Regions from separate parts of the Homo sapiens genome. Here region 1 is linked to region 2. A link is a contact called in ENCODE Hi-C or POLR2A ChIA-PET data. All regions are on one chromosome and are shown on one strand. The core of a region is the stretch at or near the end of the contact, and the rest is flanking DNA. Distances in the headings are between cores, read along the strand shown.

Region 1 (5,059 bases), core at 765-3,264, 43 kb after region 2:
TTGCAAACTATAAAGTATATTAGTACAGTTGTGCCCTGAAGGTATTTTCGTCCTTGTTGTTGAACTAAGAATAGCTTGAAGACACTGAAGGAGGAATAGAGAATAGTAACCAAAGAACAAGGAACATTTCTACAAAGAAAGACTAAGGGAAATTGGGCCATTTAGTTTAGATAACAAAAGGATAATGGTATCATAACTCAGAACTTCAAGTGTATGTAGGATCTAGGCCATGTCTTAATTCTTTATGTGCAGGCCATTTTGAATATGGCAAAGACTTCAAATAAAGCATGCAAATTTCTACTTAGATGTCTATTTCCCTAGATACCTCCTAGAAGAAAGAACATAATCACCTTTTAATTCTTATTCTGTGATTCTTTACAGTGCCAGTAACTGTACAAGAAGTTCCAGGTTTACAGACATGTTTTTTTCCAAAATGTTATTTATAAATTGGTGGTGGTTTGGAAGGGCGAATGTTGTTCCTCTGCCAGAATTATTATATGTGGTGCTTAGCTTTTGAGGGCAGCCCACGAAGAAGGAAGGAATGGAGGAAGGAAGGATGGAAAAATGTAACTAGAATATTAAACCCTGGGCATTAGAATCACTTGGGAAGGTTTTTAAAAATAAGAATTACCAGGCCTCATTCTAGGAAATTTGGATTTAGTGATCCAAGTAAGGAGTCCTGTAATCTGTTTTTTAAAAGGGTGTTCCAGATAATTCTGTTGTATGGTCAGGTTCAAGAATGATTGCAGTAAATGGAAAAAAGGATAGACCATAAATGAAATCCCATTTTAATACCTAGAAACCCCCCAAGGAGAGTGGGAAGTAAATCATGTTTATAAGAAAACTGGCTTCACACACAAGGATAAAGGACAACCCAACCCTTGATTCAGACTGTTTCTGAGCCTTCCTACTTTGACCCAAGGATATGTGAAACCTGCTTTGGGGATTCCTGTAGGTGAGAGTAGCTCTGGCTTAGAGCTGAAGTCTCTCCTCCATAGGCCCCACAGTAGAGCTAAGCTTTCATTTGAAGTGGATTAGAAACAGCCTTGGTTTACCAGGCTAAAGATGATCCAGGTCAGGAAAACTGTGTGCTTTACCAAAGGCCAGAAAATTCTACCATTCTTCCAAGATTTCTTGCTAAAATTCAAAGTAATGTGGTCTTGAAGGGGTGACACCAAAGCAGCTGCAAAGGAAGAGGAAAACCCGGCTGCCACAGTGGAGAAATAGATTGTCATTCTTTTGCACAGCTTTTCCCTGGGTAATGTCAGGATTATATTTTTGGCTCCCTGGAAACCAGAATTAAAATAGGCTAAATAAGATTGGAATTGTTGAAAGCAAAATCTGTAGACGTTTCCTTTTTTGAATTTTTTGAATGTCCACATCTTCTGTATGCTTTGCTTCTTTTTGGAGTGACGTATTGAGAAAGCCCAAGAGATTGTTTCTGGCTTGGGCCCATTGCCAGCCATTGTCCGTGCCATTATTGTGTGTGGTGGGTCCCTGGAGGCCACATGTGGACCTCGGGTTGATACTTTCGGAGATTGTAGGTAGTTCGAGCCACACTAGCCCTGTTTACTTCATGTCTGCCCCAAGCATCAAGTCTTGTTGTTTACCTTGTCACTTTCCCACTTAAGATTCTCTTTCATTTCACTGGGTTTTACTAAAGTGTTTGAAATACAGGGTTTTTAACTTCCTTTGATTAGTGAGAAATATGGGGAAAATTTATCTCCCAACCTTATCAGTTGGGGGCAGACCAACCCCAGTGAAGATGAGAAACTTCATGGAGTATTAAATGAAAATGGGATGAGCTGTCACAAAGCCAGGATGTTAATTCTAGCTCTGCTGATCATTTGCTGTGTGACCTTGGGCAAGTCTTTTGCTCTCTTCAGTCTCAGTTTCCTCATATCTTCAGTGAGCCATCTCTCGGGATCTTCCAGCTCTGGTATTCTGAGTTTCTCTAATTTGAGGAGTTGGTTAGAGATCTCTTTTCTCAACAGTGTACCTGTTCCGAGAAATGTTACTGTTATAGAAGGAAGTGGTTTTGGAAACGGGTCAGAGTGGAGGAAAGAGGTTGAGTTCTCAAAAAACTAAAGGCTAGGTATAAGTAACTGATTCATCACAGAGATGACTAATTCATCAGAACAGCTGTCTGTTCTAAAATATGTCACATCAAATATTCATTGAATAAAATATTGAAGTCTCAACTGCTAACCTAGAGAGAGCCAAGCAGCTTTTAAAAAATCAGGATAGAAGTGTACTTTTCATTTCCACATTGGACCTGTGATTCTCTGAGTACCTGTGTGGGTCTCTGGTAAATACCAGAATTCACTTAATTTTCCATATTGTTAGGAGGCTCAAAGCCAAAGGCGTAGAGACATTAGGCATAAGCATATGTATCTTATTAAGCATCTGTATGTTATGTTGTGGGGTTTGGCAACCAAGAAGATGACAGTTACTTACAACTGTTCTAGAAAAGGCAACCACTGAAACATTCATTGAAATCACAAAGGACACTTGCTTGAGATTCATTGTGTTCTTCACATTTGCTATTTTTAACTCCATGATTCACTGTTCTTTTGAGCAGGGAGGGGAACACTCCACAGTGGCATTCCACATCTGTGCACTTCCAGCCGGGGTCCCCACCCCACGTTCAGCCACATTTGCAGCCCAATTATTGTTTCCATTCTTTTGTTTCCTTCCAAAATAAAACTATATATGCTATGTATACAGTAAACTATATAGTAGTGTCTCTATATTGTGTAATATTTCCTGTTTTGTCACTCCCTTCTGGGTAGCGGCCTAGCTTTTCTGCCTCCATTTAATTCATTAATTTTCTAATTTAAGCCTTGTAATACTCCCATGAGGTAGTGATGATGATGATGATGATGAAGAGAGAAGAGAAGCACAGGAGGTGAAGTAACTTGCTGCCCCCCCCTAAAAAAATTCAATGGAAGGACATACAAGATGAATGAAAAATAATTTTAAAAAAGTGAAAGAGCAAGTATTTGAACTCAACTCTGCCTAATTCTAAAGCATGTTCTCAAAAATCCCAACAGAAGTTGTTATTTTAAGCTAAATTTTTTTGAGACCTCTGATATTGAGTGAAATTACACTAACGTGCACCTCGTGATGTAGGAGGAGGGACAGGTAATGTGATTCTCCCTCCTCAACCTCCACACATGCTTCTTCAGAAGGCGGTGCATCAGACGCACCATGACTCTGGAGGTGCCGGTCTTCAGCCTATTGTGGGTGGTCATCATGATGGTGAGACTGCCCCCTTCAGGTTCTTTCATGAAGTGCAGGTTTCATTTTGGGCTTGGCTCCTTTCTGTCTCTTTTGGAAGCCCTTTGTTCCTGATTGCACTTTCTAGCCTGTGTACAGTCTAAACCTCTGCGGGAAACAGTGTGTGCTTCTGAAAAGGGCTCCAGCATAGCAAACTCACTAGAAAGCCGGACCTCAGAGCTTGACCAAACTTGGCTGGAGTCCTAGTTCTGTATTTACAAGTTGTTTGATCTTGGACAAGCCATGTAAACTCTCTGGACTTAAGTGTCCTCGCCTGTACATTGGGGAAAACTATACCCACCTTGCAGTGCTGTTGTAATGTGTAGAGGTCAGGTGTGTTTGTGAAGTGCCAAGAACAGCAGGTTGTCAGTAAGAATAGTGCTGTTGGCTGGGCACTGTGGCTCATGCCTGTAATCCCAGCACTTTGGGAGGCTGAGACAGATGGATCACCTGAGGTCAGGAGTCCGAGACCAGCCTGGCCAACATGGTGAAACCTCTTCTCTACTAAAAATACAAAAAATTAGCCAGGCGTGGTTGCAGGCGCTTGTAATCCCAGCTACTCAGGAGGCTGAGGCAGGAAAATCACTTGAACCCAGGAGGCGGAGGTTGCAGTGAGCCGAGATCGCACCATTGCACTCCAGCCTGGGCATCAAGAGCAAAATTTTGCCTCCAAAAAAAAAAAAAAAAAAAAAGAATAGTGCTGTTCTTATTGTTGTTTCTTCCATCCCCCTACAGCAGAGTTTCTTAACAGCTGTGCTATTGACATTTAGGGCTGGATAGTTATTTGTTGTGAGTGGCTGTCTTGAGTATTGCAAGATGTTTAGTAGCATCCCTGGCCTCTACCTAGTGGCTTCCAGGGGCACCATTGCCCTTTCCCAGTCATGATAATAAAACATGTCTCCAGACATTGCTGAATGTTGCCTTGGGGGACAAAATCTCTCCAAGTTGAGAACTACTGCTCAAAAGCCTGGCATTATGTGTATTGATACTAAGATGAGAATCTCACCACCGAGTAGTTCCAGAATACAGAACCCTAAAAAGATTTATGAAGATAACATTAGTGATTCTCAGTGCAAAATGACAAAGTGTTTCAGTTACTTGAAAATAAAAGGCTTCTCTTATGCACTGAGCCATGAAAGTCTGTTCAGAGTTAAAAAGAAATAGTTGCTTTTTTGGTTTTTGCATTCAGTATTGTGCTGCTTTTGCAAAGGCAATAATTTTATGACAGTTCATAAAACCATGGAATCTTAGAGTATGCATAACTGACATGTTATGCGGATCAACTCCTATCTGATTCTTGAATTTGCAATGAACGTAATGAGTGGGAGTGAAAAAACAGTCTCTCCCCAAAGCCTGAAAGTGACAGGAAACTCATTTACTTGCAAAATAAAACCCAAGTATATACTGGAACAACTCTAATTATTACAGAGGATCCTCCTTTGGGATGAAAGTTTTGTTCCCTGCAGCTCCTACCCTCTCTCTGGTCCCTGCCCTATCCTCCAAGGACCACACAGAAAAAGCCCTCTTCACTGACTGAAAAAATCTAGATGCTTAGGGTTTGTGGTCAGCTTTGCAAGCTGGCACAGGTAAGGGAGGAAACACTCTGAAATTGCAGTGCAGCATTTCAACATTTCATGTGTGTTACTTAGCAACAATAGCAGGAGGCCTGCCAGATGTACCAGAGTCATCGTGCCTCGCTCAGGTTTTGTAGGATCCATTATAATCATCTCATTATTGGTCTGGCAAATTGGGTTTATAGTGCCCAGAACTATGAAAATAG
Region 2 (4,790 bases), core at 852-3,351:
AGGGGAGGGTGAAGGGAAAGAGGGGAGGGTGGGGGATGGAGGAGAGGGTGGAGAGAAAGGAGAGGGTGGGGGGGTGGAAGGGAGGGTGGAGGGAAAGGGGAGGGTGGAAAGATAGAGGTTAGGGTGGAGGGAAAGAGGGGAGGGTGGGGGGATGGAGGGGAGGGTAGAGAGATAGAGGAGAAGTTGGAAGGATAGAGGGGAGGGTGGAAGGGTAGAGGGGAGGGTGGAAGGAAAGAGGGGAGGGTGAGGGGGATGGAGGGGAAGTTGGAGGGATAGAGGGGAGGTGGGAAAAAAAGAGGCCTGGAGCTGGTGTTAGGAGGCCAGGGTCTAAACCCCACTTGAAAACCTACCTGGTGGATGACATGCACAGACTCTCTGGGCCTCAGTTTCCCATTCACATATAAGATGGGGAGGCCTTTATCCACTTCCCTAAGAGGGTTGTTGTGACAATTCAGAGCAGTGTTAGAGTCCAAAGTCGGGTGAATGCCCCTGGGGAGTGTACAGGACCATCCTTTATAGTGTGAGTAGAAAGTCTTAGCATTTTTATTTTTTACTCAACAAGAAATTAGGCTTTACAAATATTTGATGTATGGATGGACCATGACATCCACAATCAGCTGCGTGTTCTGGGCATGTCCTCAAAGAAAGAAGGGACTTTGCAAACGGGAAGGGGTTGGGAGCTCTATCCTCATTCATTCCCTTGCAGCCTTTGTGATGTTTGATTGCAATTTGCCACTTCTGGTGAGGCGGGTACGCAGAATACATTATCCAGCTTAAACTCAACAAACCCTGTTTCAACAAACTGAAGAAGTGGCTTAAAAAGTTTTCATGAATTAAAAGCTAATTAAAATCTATAATGAACAATATCCACATAAACCAAAAAATGGCAGAGTTAACACTTCACTGGGAAGAAGTTTTTGTTGTCGTCGTTGTTGAATCAGCCCCAGTAAGATGTGAAAAAAAAAACAGACTAATGATATCTGACAAGAAGTCGGCCCAAGAAGTTCAAAATTATCAAGGTCAGGTGCAGTGGCTCATGCTTGTAATCCCAGCTCTTTGGGAGGCCAAGGTGGGAGGATCACTTGAGGCCAGGAATTTGCAACCAGCCTGGGCAATATAGTGAGATTCCATCTCTACTAAAAATCAAACAGTTCGGTGGCTCACGCCTGTAATCCCAGCACTTTGGGAGGCCAATGAGGGCGGATCACCTGAGGTCGGGAGTTCGAGACCAGACCGACCAACGTGGAGAAACCCCATCTCTACTAAAAATACAAAATTTGCCGGGCGTGGTGGCGCATGCTTGTAATCCCAGCTACTCAGGAGGCTGAGGCAGGAGACTCGCTTGAACCCGGGAGGTGGAGGTTGCGGTGAGCCGAGATCGCGCCATTGCACTCCAGCCTGGGCAACAGGAATGAAACTCGGTCTCAAAAAAAAAAAAAAAAAAAATCGAACAATTAGCTGGATGCTTGTAGTCTCAGCTACTCAGGAGGCTAAAGAGGATCACCTGAGCCCAGGACTTTGGTGCTGCAGTGAGCTATGATGGCACTACCGCACTCTAACCTGGGCCACAGAGTGAGCCCCTGTCTCAAAAAAAAAAAAAAAAAAAAAAAGAAGAAGACTTTTTGAATTAAAGAAAGATTTACATCTCCTCTCATTAATAGCACTATTGATTTTTATTTGATTTAACACATTATTTCATTGTTATTACAAATTATGTGTTTTAAATGCCTATTTTGATGTATAATTCTATAATGTACACTTAGTTCAGTAGTACATGTGTATTACTTGTATTTATCATGTGTGAATATATATATATACACACATGGTATGTGCTCAAAATATTTTACAGATTAGAGTATGTGAAAAAAATTTGAAGACCACTCTGCATAATAAATGTGCAGGGGCTGGCCCATGAGACATGTTCAGTAAATGCTTGTTTCCATCCTCTTTCTCCCTGGAAATAAAGTCGATAGTGTGTGTGTGGACCTTGCTTATTAAAGGAAAGTGGCTGATTTGATTTCTGGAACAAGGTGCATCTCAAACTAGCTGGCAGCACTACCTCGGCCTGGCCCCATCCCAGCTGTTCACACCGAGTTCCAGACATTTGTAGGAGCCCGGACGAGGCCAGCTGGCTGCCTATCAGTGGCCTTCTTCTGTCAGCACTACACAGTTGTCACGGCTCACATCCAACCGCCAGACAGCCAAGAAGGAGACGCCAAGATTTAAATCTGCAGTTCCTGACCTCCGCAACCACACCCGATTCTTTGGTTGGTCCTAGACAAAAACAACGGTTTTGCAGATTTGGGTTCTCTTTCTCAAACTGCCTTTTGATGATTTATTTGTGAGATATGATTGCTCCTCTTGCAAATCAGAGCTGGTTGCAGTAGCTAACTAACATTTATTGAGCGAGTAGTATACCCAGGCTTCAGCTAAGTGCTTTCTGGAATTATTTAATTTTCACAGCAACCATGTAGAGTAAGTTCTGCCACTGGCACCACTTTACAGATAAGCGAATGGAGACTTAGAAAGGTTAAGTAATTTTACTAGAGGAACATAAACTAACAGTGAAAGTGAGAAATCTCAGAGTCTCATTGGTCTGACAGCTATGTAAGGAACTGAGGGGATGTACCATTGCAAATCGTCAAAATGGAAATACCCCAAATGCAATGCAGGACTCTGGATGCGATTCTGGAACAAAGAAAGAACACTTGTGGGGGAAAAAAAATAGTGCAACCCAGAGTCTTTATTTAACAGTATTGTATCAATGTTAATTTCTTAGTTTTGACAAATGCATCCTGGTTATGTAAGATGTTAGGATTATGGGAAGCTGGGTAATGAATAGATGGAGAGTTTCTGCACTATGTCTGTACTGTTTTTGTAAATGTACAATGATTCCAAAATAAAAGGTGTATTTAAGAAACAGAAATGCCAAGTGTATATGTGTGAGTACACACGTGCTCTCACATGTGCATGTGTACAGTTGTGCATATGTAAGTCTTTGTGCATATGTAAGTGCCCCTTGCTGCACACCCCCTGCTGTTCTGTGTGTGCTGCTCCACTCAAGCCCCTGGGACTTACATGGATGTCAGCGAGAAGGAAGCCTACACAACTCACATGTGACATGCCCGCCATGCTCTCGTCATACCTCACCTGTGCTGTAGAACCCCTGGGTCACAGGTGGCAGTCTTGTTCCCCCATAACAAATGCCAGAAAATGATGTGTGTGTGTGTGTGTGTGTGTGTGTGCATGTGCACACACGCATGCACGCACACACGCTCTGGTAGGGGGGTTTCAGGAAGTCATTCGTGAAGATGCAGTGTAGCATCCAGAATAAAATAACCAATTTACACCTTAAACACTCTTCTCCAGTAAGGCCACTACAGCTGCCTCTGCTTACTAAGTGCATTTGAAGAGTCCTCTGCTTTATCCGTACTCTATCCTCCTGAAAAGAGGCACTGACCTGAAAGGGAAGCCCAGGAGCTTCTAGGCCCAGACTTTTGCTTTGTTTCTCACCATGTGCTGTGTCAAAACTGAGAGAATATTTTGATCACCTTTTAGCTAAGAGCTATCTCCTGGGCAGCAGCTTAAGGCTAGAGTAAGGACATTTCACAGTTTAAGAGAGAGCAGTCACTCCGCCAAATGGCTCTGAGGTGGCCACAAAGTGCTTGACTTGCAAAAAATTGCTCCATTAACTAGATTCAGGGATTTTCAGGATTTATGGGCTAGGCTGTGCTAATATTACTGTGGTGCTTCTCAGTATAATTGCTAGAGGCCTCCAGTGAGCAGAGGAATTGTGTGTTCAGTCTGTCCTGGGTGACCCTTACTGCGTAGTCCTAGGGAGACAAAGAAAACCCACTCAATCCAGGAGGCTACAGAAATGATGTTTGTGGAGATCTCAGTGGGTATCTAATCTGTAACCTCAGGGGGAGAACTCTAGCTGGTCTCAGTCTTTGCTGGAAACAGAACTTACTGGATGTGTGTGTTTACTCACTCATTCATTTATTTGTTTATTTATTTACTGTGACAGGGTCTTGCTATGTTATCCAGGCTATTCTTGAACTCCTGAGCTCAAGTGATCCTCCCACCTCATCTTCCAAAGTAGCTGAGATTACAGGTGCATGCTACCACACCCAGCCATCATTCATTTACTTATTGAGTGTCTACCATGCACCAGATGCCCAGGTTAAGCATAAAGGATATAGAGCAGGACAATCAAAAAGTCTCAGATTCAGAAGGAGGAGATGGATAAAAACCAGCAAGATCTAAAGTAGATAATTTGATTATGATAAGCACAAATAAGCAGAGAATACATTGATGTGATACAGAGGGCCATGTGGGGGGCAGTGTGATTCCTTTAGATTGGGTGAATCAGGGTGATGGCTTTTCAGTTGACATTGGAAGAATGAGGAGGAAGGAGGAAGAAGTGGCAGCCGGGTAGGACAGCAGGTCTTCTCTGTCCCCCGAGTTCTTCTGATGTCCTGCACAGAAACCTGAGGGGTAGAGTAGCAAAGGAGAAATCCAAGCTCAGGCTGGGAAAGAAGCTCATGGCACCAAGGTTAGGGCTTGTGATAACAGGGACCTGCTTCAAGAGAAAGGGAGGTGGGTGGCAGATTGGTCTCATGGCTGCCACCCACATAATTCTAAAGGTCTCCCAATGGGAGAACAGCCACCCTGGTAAGTGTCCAGCATCATACAAGGAGTCTCTGCCCATTGTGACTCTTGCTTGAGCCCCCACACTTAGCCCTCACCAAGCTGTGTGATTTAGGATTCAGGTGTTAGAACGGAGAAGG

Evidence for each region. Hi-C counts contacts between places; a loop is a spot of excess contacts on that map. ChIA-PET counts read pairs that join two places held with the same protein, here RNA polymerase II (POLR2A). Pooled maps may share reads with other maps.
Region 1: a loop to region 2 is called in a pooled map, with 2.2 times the contacts of the local background. The contact joins two enhancer-like sites. A Hi-C loop is called at or near these places in 3 of 168 maps with a recorded cell type or tissue (Right ventricle myocardium inferior, dorsolateral prefrontal cortex and left cardiac atrium) and 2 of 50 pooled maps. POLR2A ChIA-PET finds 5 or more read pairs at or near these places in 3 of 52 experiments (HEK293, OCI-LY7 and activated T-cell).

What each region holds. Positions count from the first base shown.
Region 1 is chr9:109,884,762-109,889,820 of GRCh38, forward strand. The region is part of intron 3 of PALM2AKAP2 (PALM2 and AKAP2 fusion); the gene reads left to right. Among named protein-coding and RNA genes, the nearest start is that of PALM2AKAP2, 110 kb to the left of the region's middle. Within about 2 kb of position 2,015, at least 7 of the 41 ENCODE cell types and tissues checked have a DNase peak (open chromatin) inside an H3K27ac peak, as active enhancers do; they include dorsolateral prefrontal cortex, where a contact is called at or near this core.
Region 2 is chr9:109,841,715-109,846,504 of GRCh38, forward strand. The region is part of intron 1 of PALM2AKAP2 (PALM2 and AKAP2 fusion); the gene reads left to right. Among named protein-coding and RNA genes, the nearest start is that of PALM2AKAP2, 64 kb to the left of the region's middle. Within about 2 kb of position 2,102, at least 2 of the 41 ENCODE cell types and tissues checked have a DNase peak (open chromatin) inside an H3K27ac peak, as active enhancers do; they include dorsolateral prefrontal cortex, where a contact is called at or near this core.